Regions from separate parts of the Homo sapiens genome. Here regions 1 and 2 are each linked to region 3. Evidence: chromatin contacts called from ENCODE Hi-C or POLR2A ChIA-PET data. All regions are on one chromosome and are shown on one strand. Each heading gives the region's core, a stretch centred on a gene start or an enhancer-like site at or near the end of the contact. The rest is flanking DNA. Distances are from core to core; before and after follow the strand shown.

The links. Hi-C counts contacts between places; a loop is a spot of excess contacts on that map. ChIA-PET counts read pairs that join two places held with the same protein, here RNA polymerase II (POLR2A). Pooled maps may share reads with other maps.
Region 1: a pooled map shows a loop between it and region 3 (3-fold over the local background). The contact joins two enhancer-like sites. A Hi-C loop is called at or near these places in 6 of 50 pooled maps. POLR2A ChIA-PET finds 5 or more read pairs at or near these places in 2 of 52 experiments (BJ and T-cell).
Region 2: a loop to region 3 is called in a map of lower leg skin, with 20 times the contacts of the local background. The contact joins two enhancer-like sites. A Hi-C loop is called at or near these places in 1 of 168 maps with a recorded cell type or tissue (lower leg skin). POLR2A ChIA-PET finds 5 or more read pairs at or near these places in 1 of 52 experiments (OCI-LY7).

Annotation. Positions count from the first base shown.
Region 1 is chr5:82,350,400-82,354,317 of GRCh38, reverse strand. No RefSeq gene overlaps it. Among named protein-coding and RNA genes, the nearest start is that of RPS23, 74 kb to the right of the region's middle. RefSeq lists an enhancer at 825-2,024. Within about 2 kb of position 1,940, at least 3 of the 41 ENCODE cell types and tissues checked have a DNase peak (open chromatin) inside an H3K27ac peak, as active enhancers do.
Region 2 is chr5:80,465,440-80,469,587 of GRCh38, reverse strand. The region is part of intron 15 of ZFYVE16 (zinc finger FYVE-type containing 16); the gene reads right to left. Among named protein-coding and RNA genes, the nearest start is that of FAM151B-DT, 20 kb to the left of the region's middle. Within about 2 kb of position 2,852, at least 2 of the 41 ENCODE cell types and tissues checked have a DNase peak (open chromatin) inside an H3K27ac peak, as active enhancers do.
Region 3 is chr5:81,424,497-81,428,858 of GRCh38, reverse strand. SSBP2 (single stranded DNA binding protein 2) reads left to right here. Exons shown (of 17, transcript NM_001256732.3): 16 at 176-274. Among named protein-coding and RNA genes, the nearest start is that of ACOT12, 33 kb to the right of the region's middle. Within about 2 kb of position 2,043, at least 2 of the 41 ENCODE cell types and tissues checked have a DNase peak (open chromatin) inside an H3K27ac peak, as active enhancers do.

The DNA of each region.
Region 1 (3,918 bases), core at 691-3,190, 930 kb before region 3:
GAGACGGGGTTTCACCATGTTGTCCAGAAGGGTCTCGATCTCTTGACCTCATGATCCACCCGACTCAGCCTCCCAAAGTGCTGGGATTACAGGCGTGAGCCACCGCGCCCGGCCACGTTCAGTTATTTATTAATAGATGGGTCTACAGCAAGCTATATAACAGACATCCAAACATGTCTGTCATGTTGACTTCCCAGTTGTAAGAACATGTTCCCTGTTGTTTCACTTTGTGGTTTGGAGGTTTGAAAAAAAAAAAAGTTTCCAAAAAGAATATCAGAGTAAAGAAAATGCAGAAGGGTAGATAAATGTAATTTAAGAAAGTACAAGCATGATTCTCCAAGGAAAAAGGAGGATCTGGCATCAATTGAAGTCTATGCCCACCTAAAAGTAAAAAGCCAAATGGAGTTGTTCATTATAAATACATGTGTCTTTTTGCATAATGAAGAAATGAAATTTGCTCTCTCCACTCTCTCCATTGAGAGAACTGAATACAAATGCTATTTTGGGTCAGAGATAAAACAAACCCACAGCCCATTGCAGGAAGCCATCCTCAGCAGAAGAGATGGCCTCCTGAGAATACTGGACCCAGGAAGTTGGTGAGCTTTCGCGCCACCTCTCTGCTCAAAAGACAGTTTATTCTCTCCCCCTTGGTAGATACGCACTTCTAAATCTCAGCCACTCACCTAATTTTCTGTCTTGTAAGCAAGGCTTCAAAAGAAGGCTAGGTTACTGAGAGATGTGCACAATCCTTGAAAATTGCAGAAAGAAAGAACATATGCACTTTATAACATTCTCTTCAGTAGGGAATGTTCTGTGTTCCAGTAGTACCAACTTCAGGAGCTCCAGGATATCCACTGTGAAAACACAGGCAACCCTACTGGCCACTGGTCTTCCTTTGACCAGATAAGAGGTCACTCCTTTGGAATGGGTTATACCAGTAGGCTCTAGCCACATTGCCTTACATATACTCTACCCTTCAACCCTGTGGTAAGCACCTTTTAAAAGAGCTAAAAGCAATTAAAAAATATACCAAAGGCATCAAGGTGAATTATCAGACTACTGTCCCCTGATGAAAAATAATAACAACAACAGATGATGGCTTTCAAACAAGCTGAGAAAATGGACTTTATTTTTCTAGAAGTATTTCTTTATTTTTTTCCTAGTCCCAATGCACTTCGTACTTCTCTATTTATCATGCACTTCGTACTTCTCTATTTATCATGCACTTCGTAACTGCCTCAACATATCTGGCCCTTCTATCAACTGACGAACTTCTTGAGAACCCTGCCCTATTCTTCCTATTCATCCTCATATTTATAGAGCCTTCAGTGTAAGAGGAAATTAATAGACTCTCAATAAATGTTTGATGGACAGATAAATGTAGGAAAAATTAATGTACATCAGAGTGCAACAGGAACTAATATCCAAAATCCTTGAGATAAAAATGAAAGACCATCAAAGTAAAAATTTCCGATAGCTAATCATCCAAACATTAAAAGAGGACTTCATTGTTCTCCAGATGTCATCAGTGATTCATTACAAATAATTACATGCGTGTTCTAAATAATGGAATGTTGAAATGTACACTTGTCATCACCGGCACTATCAAACATGTTGGACACGCCCAAAATAGCTACAGTCCATATGACCAGGAAGAGAGTCACATCAAGGACTCCAGAGGTGATAATATCAGTGTCCCAGTAAAGTCTGGAAGTCATCGTCTTGAACAGGAAGCCTTAAGGAAGTTGAGGGCAGTTTGTTCACTTGACCCCAGAGTTGGGTTACACACCCACAGCACTTACTGAGGGGCAGGAAGTTGGAAGAGGACCTGGGGTCAGACCTCTGCAATGGTGTGAAGTAGATGAAGTTTGTCTTCACCTCCTCTTTCATTGCCCTCCTCATCTCCCCACCAACCCTGATCTGTCATCCTTCGTAATCACAATGGCAAAGGCCCAACGGAGTCACTCATACTATCGTATAAATAACTCATTATGATTGTATAAATTAGGCTTCCACAGCATTTGCCTTTTTAGTAGAAGCAGTGCTGTTATTCTGTGTAATAGCAGAATTTCTACCATCAAAATAGCAAGGGACATATTTGAGGGATGATGGTCAGTGCCAGCTTGAAGTTGAGTAGGCAGCTACCCACTGAAGCAGCTATATGCATTTTTTAATTTTTAGAAATTTAAGATTCAGGCCTTGGATCTCTTGTGACTATGTGACTGACTATTCATGTTGGAAAAATAAACATTTCCACCTCCTAGAGTGGCTGATAGCAAGAGGGTATGAGGCTTCAGATGTTGATCCGTGATTCTCTAGAGACCTCTAGTGGTCAGAAGAGGAACTCACATTTGTTATGAACAGAAAGATGAGGGAATGCTGACCGGTGAAAAATGAAGGCCTACAATCTGGTGATTGCCATTAAAGAAACATTTGGAACTTTCAGTAATGGAAGGTTTGAGTCATTTACTTTTCCATCTACTTTTTCTCTCTCTCCTTTCTCTTCTGTATCCATGCTACAATCTCATTTGCCTTAATGCCTTGGAAGGCACTTGTCCTTACTGTCCTTATTATCCATTTTCATTGCTTTATCTGGGTCGTCCACACAAAGAAACCAACTTGCCCTTCACAGGATCCATATTTCCCTCATGCAATCCATGGGCTCCTACATCTTCCTTCACCCTTGGCAGCTCTTGGTCTTGTTACTCATACCTACATGTGCTCCCAGATAAGTACAGGAATAGGCTTATCTTCACCCTTATTCTGCCAGGAGAGTGTTTCTTATTCTGCCATTGAGATGGACTGTCCCAAGGGATTAAATTTTAAGAGGTGGATTACAGTTACTGCTGGTTTGTTGGTTCGCTGTGAAGCTCAGGAAACAGAAACAGCCAAGTTTCCAAGATATATATTTAACAGGAGAAGAGTCAAAAAAAAGATTTAAAATGCCAAACTTTACAGGAAATTCAGAGACAACCCTTCCCAACAAATAAAAATCATCCCCACAGATTTGTGGTAGAAGCAATATAAGTAACTATGTTAGCCTGAAGCCTTTATAGGTAGACTTTTCAGCTGCTCTCTTTTGTTTACCTATCCCAATTTTTATTATACAACTACTAAAATTATATAGATATATACATCATATATTAAGATATATACTCACCAACGTGTAAAAGAAGGGCATTCTTCTAAAATTAGATTGCAGCTCTTCCTGGCTTTGAAGTAATCACACCCCAGTAATAGAAAGAGGTAGAACATATCAACAGGAATGGGGTGTGGGCTGCCAGTTCATCATCTGTCAATCTTACCTGAGATCCTGCTTTGCCTTAAGATTCAATTCCAAGACCATGAATAGATGTTTATGATTTTTTTTAATGCCCACTGCGGATGAAGCCTTTCTTCCTTTTTCTGAGAGGTCTGAATTTGAGAGACAGCGTGGGTCAGGCCAATGATAGAAGCAACAGACCCCAAAGGACCTCCTCAATCTGGACCCACACTTAGACAGTGTCTTCTCAGTTACAGGAGCATAGGACTTCCTATAACCCTATCAAATTAATGATTGGTCCAAAAAATCAACAGAAACATAGTTATAAATGGCTAATTAATAGGGAGTTGTGTCCTAGTAGTTTATGGCCTCGGAGAGCTTTTTAAGCAAAGGGTTAAGTGGGGGGGAAAAGGAGCAGGAAACCAACCTTACTTTGGTTGGCTCCCTTAGCTCACCTCAACTTGGAAAGAGCAGAGCCGAGTGAACAACATTTGACAATATTTCTGTGGCATTATCAAAATCCAGGGCCATAATCTTGATATAAAAGCAAGCTAGTTTCTCTGACACGAGTATTTGGTTATAACAGGGTGAGGTTCATTATTAAAAACCACCCATTTGTTAATCACTAAAATATTCATTGAATGCCTAATATATGA
Region 2 (4,148 bases), core at 1,603-4,102, 960 kb after region 3:
TGACAAAAACTGAAGATGAAGATGGTATCTCAAAAACAGACTGATGCCAGGAGCAGTGGCTCACACATGTAATCCCAGTACTTTGGGGAGGCTGAGGAGGGAGGATCACTTGAGTCCAGAAGATTGAGACCAGCCTGGGCAATATAGGAAGACCTCATCTTTACAATTTTTTTTTTTTAATTAGCCAAGCATGGTGGCATGTGCTTGTAGTCCCAACTACTCAGAGGCTGAGGAAGGAGGATCACTTGAGCCCAGAAGTTCAAGCCCCAGCCTGGGCAACATAGTGAGACCTTGTCTCTACAAGAAAACAACAAAAAAATAGCCAGGTGTGGTGGTGTGTGCCTGTAGTCCTAGCTACTCAGGAGGCTGAGATGGGAGGACTGCCTGAGCCTTGGAGGTTGAGGCTGCAGTGAGCCATGATCATGCCACTGCACTCCCGCCTGGGTGAGAATGAGACCCTGGGTGAGAATGAGTCTCAAAAAAAAAAAAAAAAGAGAGAAAGAAAAGAAATAAGAAGAAAAATATATGGATATCTCAAATTCCATTATCAGAATGACAGATATGGCACATAAAAATAAATCATAAAAGTTCACTTCTTAAAAGGTATTAATTGATAAACATGGATCCAGATGGGTGTGCTTATGATTATTGCTTCTATTATATTAGGAGTCCCAGCCAGTAACCAAAATAAATAAATAAAAAGCATAAGAATTGCAAAGAAAAAAGCAAAATTACACTATTTCAGCTACACAGAAAAGTCTAAAAGAATCGACAGATAAATTATTATAAATAAGAGTATATAATGTGGCTGGATGTAAGTTTTAAAATGCAGAGATAAATGTATTTCTATATACCAGAAACAGATTACAATTTTAATTTAATAAGATACCATTTACATCGGCAATAAAATCTATAAGGTAAAGGAATAAATCAAGAAAATATATACAAGGCCTAAACCAAAAATCATAAAGTCATGTACCACAAAACAACATTTCAGTCAATGAGGGATCACATATACAACAGCAGTCCCATAAGATTATAGTACAGTATTTTTTACTGTGCGTTTTCTGTGTTTAGATATACTTAGATACACAAATGCCATCATATTATAACTGTCTACCATATTCAGAATGGTAACATGCTGTACAGGTTTACAGACTAGGAGCAATTGGCTATACCATATAGCCTAGGTATGCACTAGGCTATACTATTTAGGTTTGTGTAAGTGCACTCTATGAAGTTTGCACAATGACAAGATTGCCTAATGAAACATTTCTCAGAATGTATCCCCATCACTAAGCAACACATAACTGTAGATTTAAAATAAGTGAGGGTGTACTATATGAATAGGAACACTGAAAATGGAAAATGTGCCAATTTTCTCAAAATTAAGCTAATGATTTAATGCAACCCCAGATAAAAATTCCCATGGACCTTTTGTAAACCTGACAAGTTGATCCTAAAACGAACATGAAAAAATCAAAGGACTTACACTGGCCATGGCACTACTGAAAAGAAGAATAAAGCATATGGGTGCCATCAACCTCCTGAGTAGCTTGGGGTACAGGTGCATGCCACCATGAAGTTTTCATTTTAATTGTTGTAATTTTGAACTCCAGAATTTATATATATTTTTTTCTTATAATTTGATCATTTCTATTGCTTCACTGATATTCTGTTTGGTTGGACATCATTCTCATGCTTTCCTTTGGTTCTTTAGACATAGTTTCCTTTAGTTCTCTGAACATATTTTAAATAATTGATTTATACCCTTTGTCTTGTAAGTGTAATGTCTTTGTTTCCTTAGGGACAGTTCCTGTTACTTGCTTTTCCCTTCAGGTATAGACCACATTTTCCTGTTTCTTTGCATGTCTGGCAATTTTATGTTGAAAATGAGACATTTTAAATAATTAATGAGGCAACTCTGGAAATCAGATTTTGTCTTCTTCACAGAGTTTGTTTTTGTTGCTGTTTGTTGTTATGTGGCTTTTTTGAACTAATTCTGTAAAATCTGCATTCTTTGTCATACATATGTAGTCACTAAAGTCTCTGCTGAGTTAGCTTATTAGCTGTCTAATTATTGAACTGAGATATCCTTAAATGCCTGAAACTAATAACTATCCTAGTCTTTGCTGGAAGCTTTATGTGCTTGTTCGGGCATGCCTTCAACATTCAAGTCAGGCAGTGGACACCTCTATCTTGGCTATCACTTCCTGCTTGTGCAGAGGCTCAAGGTCAATCTGAGGTGGACACATAGGACCTTCCCAGGTCTTTCCTGGGCATTTGTACATCCTTGTATTTGCAACTTGCATGTGACCCCTTACCGACAAAGCATTCCCCAGCTTTTCCTTTTAACCTTTAGATTTGCCTGTTGTTTGCCTCAATTGTATTCCATAGCTAGAGGCTGGTTAAATACTTGCTGTATGCATAATCATTCCATTTCGACAAACACTCCCTGAGAAAAGATTTTTCCCACTGGGTAAGCTTAGAGTCAGGAAAAGTAAAACAGCCTTGTAAGTAGGGTCTTCCAGGGAACCACCTGAGAAGTCAAATAATGACAACTGTCTGATAGTAAGTTTTTGAAGGAGCTCCAACCCCTTACTGCCCCCACCACTGGCTATAAGCCTGCTGGTTTTCAAGGCTTCTGCTGTGCTGGAGATGAGAGGATAGGTATAGGGCAAGTTAAAATAACAGCTTGCTATTCTTATCAAGATTCAGTCATTTTTCTTTAATAAACCATACCCAATTGCTATAAACTTTTGGCTAATTTCCAGAGTTCTGAAAGAGTTGCTTCTGATTCTTTGCCAGTTTCCTCATTCCTTATATGGGGCAGAGTATTTTTTGAGGTTTTCAGTGTCGCAACTTTCACTAATGTCATCCTCCACAGTATCTCAGTTACACAGCTTTATAGGAAACCCTTTTATCCAAAGAAATAGGAAAATATGGCCTGTATATGAAGGGAAAAGCAAGTAACAGGGACTGTCCCTAAGGAAACAAAGACATTACACTTACTAGACAAAGGGTATAAATCAATTATTTTAAATATGTTCACAGAACTAAAGGAACTATGTCTAAAGAATCAAAGTATGAGAATGATGTCTAACCAAACAGAGAATATCAATGAAATGATAGAAATTACAAAATTGTAAGAAAAAAATACAAATTCTGGAGTTCAAAATTACAATTAAAATGAAAACTTCACTAGTGGAGCTCAACAACAGATTTGACTAGGCAGAAGAATTTGTGAATTTGAAAACAGACCAACTAAGACTACCCAGTCTGATGAACAGAAAGAAAAAAGAAGAAAAATGAACAGACCCTCAGAGACGTGTGGGTATATCATCAAGAATACCAACATATGTGGATGGGCAGAGTGGCTCATGCCTGTAACCCCAGCACTTTGGGAGGTTGAGGCAGGTGGATCCCATGAGTTCAGGAGTTCGAGACCAGCCTGGCCAACATGGTGAAACCCTGTCTCTACTAAAAGTACAAAAAATTAGCTGGGCGTGGTGGTGGGTGCCTGTAATCCCAGCTAACAGGAAGCTGAGGCAAGAGAATCTCTTGAACCCAGGAGGTGGAGGTTGCAGTAAGTCAGGATCACGCCATTGCACTCAAGCTTGGGCAATAACTGGGAAACTCCATCTCAAAAAAAAAAAAAGAATACCAATATATGCATAATGAAAAACACTAATCTGAACATCTAAGAATCACAGAGAATTCCAAGTATACTATAAACTCAAAGGGATCCACCCCTAAACACATCATAGTCAAACTGTGAATGACAAAGAGTGTCATGAAAGCAGCAATAAAGCAAATCATCACATACAAAGGATTTCAAATAAAATTAACTGCTGACTTCTTAATCAGAAACTATGTAGAGGCCAGGCACAGTGGCTCATGCCTATAATTAAAACACTTTGGGAGGGCGAGGCAGGAGGAATGCTTGAGCCCAGGAGTTTCAGACCAGCCTGGGCAACACAGTGAGACCCTGTCTCTACAAAAAATAGAAAAAAAATTAGCCAAACCTGGTGGTACATGTCTGTAGTTCCAGCTACTCAGGAGGCTGAGATGGGAGGGTCGTTTGAACCCAAGAGTCAAGGCTGTAGTGAGCTGTGATTATGCCACTGCACTCCAGCCAGGGTGACAAA
Region 3 (4,362 bases), core at 794-3,293:
GCATTAGTACTTGTCAAAGTGCAAAGAATGAAATAGAATACATGGTAGAAGTCTAAGATTAAAATTAGAAGTATGCTTTGTCCTTAGGGATGCTGTTTCAATATTCGAAACAGTACAGTGCAAGAGGGAAATTAAAATTTTCAACAATGCCTTGTTTTCTAAATCTTGTTTACAGAATTCTCCCAATAATATGAGCCTGAGTAATCAACCGGGCACTCCAAGGGATGATGGCGAAATGGGGGGAAATTTCTTAAATCCTTTTCAGAGTGAGAGTGTAAGTATTCCCTTGACTATATTATACTCAAATTTTATTTCTGAAGCTCTTCTGCTAGAATAAATGCATAAAGCCACTTTTACTGCTGTTTATCTAGAGTTCAACAGGTTTATCTTTTAGATAAGAGAAACTTTAAGTGGAATATCTTTGAAAATAATTTTTAAAACAAACTTTTTCTTTTTTATTCTGTGTACATAGTTAGAAAAACCATAATAATAGTTTTCTCATTGAGAACCTCCACTGTAAAGGAACAAACTGGAAACAGGTTGCCTATTTGATACTTTTTATAAGTTTTCATGCTACTAAAATGTCTCAGGTTGCTGCAAAACTAGGTGTGTTTCAGTGCTGTCCTCAAAATCTAAAAAGTCTGTTCTTACTTTATATAGTAGACCTCACTGGACTGAAGGCCAAATTGGCGGTCTGTTAACCTGAGCTGAATACCCAAGTCACTGCTTGCGTGTGATTGTACTGTTACACAAAAGTTCATTCCATATCTCCATAGAAGTAGACAGAACCAAAAAGAGAAGCAATAAAATTCATTCATTTAACAAGCAATTACTGAGCACTTACCACATGCCAAGGCAATATGCTAGGTATTGGAGAGACCAAAAAGACAAAATGGTGCCTTTTCTCAAGGAGTTCTATGTAATATAATGATTTTTTACATTAATATTTCACATTAGAAACCCCAATGGAATTTTTTAAAATACAGTTTCCCAGAACTCTCCCTAGACTTAGTGAATCAGAATTTCCAGGAGTGGAGCTGGGCATACTTGAATGTGGAAAAGCTTTGTTGCTGATGCTGGTGTACATTCTCTGCTAAGAACCACTGAACTGGAATGTAGCATAAAAGATTTCAAAACCCAAATGAATTTCATCTTCACAGGATTCATAGCATCCTTAAAATTTCTTACGGAGGACCTACCAAACTGCAGTCAGAATCATGAGAGAGACTACCCTCATTTTGCCCAACTCAGCATTTACCAGAGGTGATACCATCAGAATTTGAAGCACTGGCTAATAGCACGTCTACCTTTATACAGAGTGGCTGTTCCATTCCCAAAACAGAATACAAGATTGAGTGCTCTGTGGATTCTTGTAGTTCTGATATCCACATGGGACCTTTGCAGGGGACAAGACATCCCCTGTTTTTAGAGTTCGTTTCTGTTAAAATTATGCTGATCTGTAGTTTACTTGCAGGCAATATATGATTAGTGAGGACAAATAATTTTTTATGTGTAACAGTTTACAGTTGAAAAAAAAATTTAGCCTGTCAGTGTTAAGGAAAAACATGAGAAGCTACATAATTTAAGTCATAATGCTTAAGATTATGGGAATTATTTTTTAGATCCTGGTTCTTTGAGTGGTTTGCTTCAAAACTATGGACAAATTAATTTTTCTATGTTCACTTTTATCTAATTAAAGACATTTATTTCCTTTTCGAGTAATTTTACCAGCAATAAAGTGGTATAATTCAGTGAGGTATTTGATAATTCAATTCAGTTTAACATTTATTGAGCCTATTATATGCAAAGCATCAGGTTAAGACCAAGGTATTCTGAAATAAATATAACACCTACTTTCAAAGAGTGCAACCCAATAGGAAAAACAGATGTTGATATAACTAAAACGTGTCAGATTAATGAGTGCTGTAATGTATATATAAGCCATGTATTTTAAAAGTCAGAGGAAATGATTAATTTGGAGTTGGAAAAAAACTTTTTTAAAAAGCTTCCACATGACTTTCACTTATGGGCAGTGACAAGAGGAACTCTTCCCTCTACTTCCTTCCCAGATTTGTCATTAGTGACTGCTGTCTTAACAGTTGGAAGAGGGGTACCAATTCAGAACTGGCATCAGAAAGCTCTTCACTGGGGCAAAGATTCAGATATGCCAGGATGTGGAGAACTTCCTTGCACAGAATAAGCCCCAGCTTCTCCCTTCAATCCCTAATGGACTATGCACATGGCAAACAACAGATTCTTCTGTGAATATGTGCATTTAGAAACGAGAGCAGCTGGAACAAGGCTTCTTCCACCCCTAACTTCTGGCTCACCCTCCCTGCCCCTGAACTTAAGCGGGTTCAATGCTAGACTGCCAGCAGAGTTAACAGCAAACAGAAGTTCCCTGCTTTCTCTTCCCTCCTTGTCTCCTGTCCCCACCAGAAATGTTGTAAAAGGAAAAATAATTTGATGGTGGACTGAGAAACTGCACCACCACCCTGGAGGGTAGTACAGCCTTGGAAGCAGGTACACACTGGCTTCTCCATTCTTCTGTCTCCTGAGAAGAAGGGACTTGTTATGAATGATATCATTGTTATGTGTGGCTTTCTTTGTCATATTACTATACATTTTTGTTTAGATCTTTTTATAAAATCAAGCAATAAGAGGAGAGAGGAAGAAAGACAAAAGAGATTTGGTGCTGACAAATGTAAGGCTTTGAAGAAGTAAATAAGCTAGTTATCCCCAATAAGTTAGCTTTGCTATAATCAAGGAAAAGCAGAACTCTTAATGAATTCAAAAAGAAAACATTGTTCAATAAATGAACATGCAAGTTCTAGTGTTTAATACACATAACTCTGAAAGCACATATTTTTGAGCAGTCTGCCTTTTAAGGATCTGTCAGGTTTTATCTTGAAGTTAAATCACAGAAGGAGGCCTGGGAAGGGAGCAAGTATCTATTGAGTACTCTTTATGTACTAGATACTATCCTAGTCTCTTCACACTCACACATGCTGCTTCATTCAATTAATATAGAAACAAAAATGCCCAGCCCAAAGTCATAAACCTTGCGGTGCCAACATGCTTGACAAAACAAAATGCGAATCAAAAAATGTTTCACTGCTGAGGTTTTTTTTTTTTAAGATCACAACCAAGACCCTTTATTTCAAGAAACAAAGATGCCCCCTAGTGTTCAAACTGTAAAATGTTTGTTTTGGAAAGTATAGACTACAAAAAGCCTTAGTTCAAAAAAAATAGTTTTTCATGCTTCTCAAGTGAAGAAAGTAGCTGGTCTGGTCTTATTTCCTGAATTAATTTAGCAAAATATTTTCCCATGGCACTGAAATATAATCAATTGAGTAAACATGATATTAAAATAATGGCATCAAATAGGAATTACAAACAAGATGGTAGATTATCTCTCATTCCCTTACCCCCTTTGTCATTTTCTGCTATTGTAAAGAAATCACATCAGCCCCAATTTTTTAATGTAATCATAAATACTAAATTTATTTCAATTTATGTCACTTTTGTTTAGCTCAGGGTAGAGGAACTGTTCTTTATTTCTCTCTAAGAAAATAAAGTATCATACAGACACTTAAACAGAAATATAGTGAGAATTAAAGTGTTCTTGACATGTATAAACAGAAATTTATACACATTGTTCAAAGACTTCATGGAAATCTCTGGATTTTATGGTACATGAACTGGGCATAATAAGGAAAAAATCACAAGTTCATAGCAAGGCGTGCTATCTCATTTCACATTAAAAGATAAAATAAGTTGGTATACATTTAAAATAATATCTTTAAGGGTTACATTTTTAACTGAACCAAACTGTAATGCTGTTGACTGCTTTGTAAGAGCTGTTTTATCATCTGGTTAGGGAGAGCCAGACTCAGAATAGTTTTGAAACAGGGCAACCTGATATCACAGCATTTTGGCATAAACATTACAATATGTCATCACATATTGATGCAGCAGTACAATAGAAACATTGAAGTGTGGTCTCAGTACAGTACACCATGAATATTTTATGTCTCTAAATATGATACTCCATTTAACACCTACTCTTCCTTTACTTCTGGAAAATTGTAAGCCACTTCTCTACTACTTTGAAGAATAGTAATCTATAGCAAAATTCCTTTTTGCTTGCCCATTCTGTGAGTTTTCCTAGAAATTTTGTTATTTCCCCTTATTTCATTTTTTGAAGTAGTTTCAGTAATGGTGGCCAAACATGAGCATTTTACAGCCTCAGGAGTGTAAATAGCACGTTGCATATGTAGACACCCAGGCATAAATACAAACTATTTTACTGTACTAAATATATTTAGCATACCATCTTACAGTTATTTGTACTACTCAAAA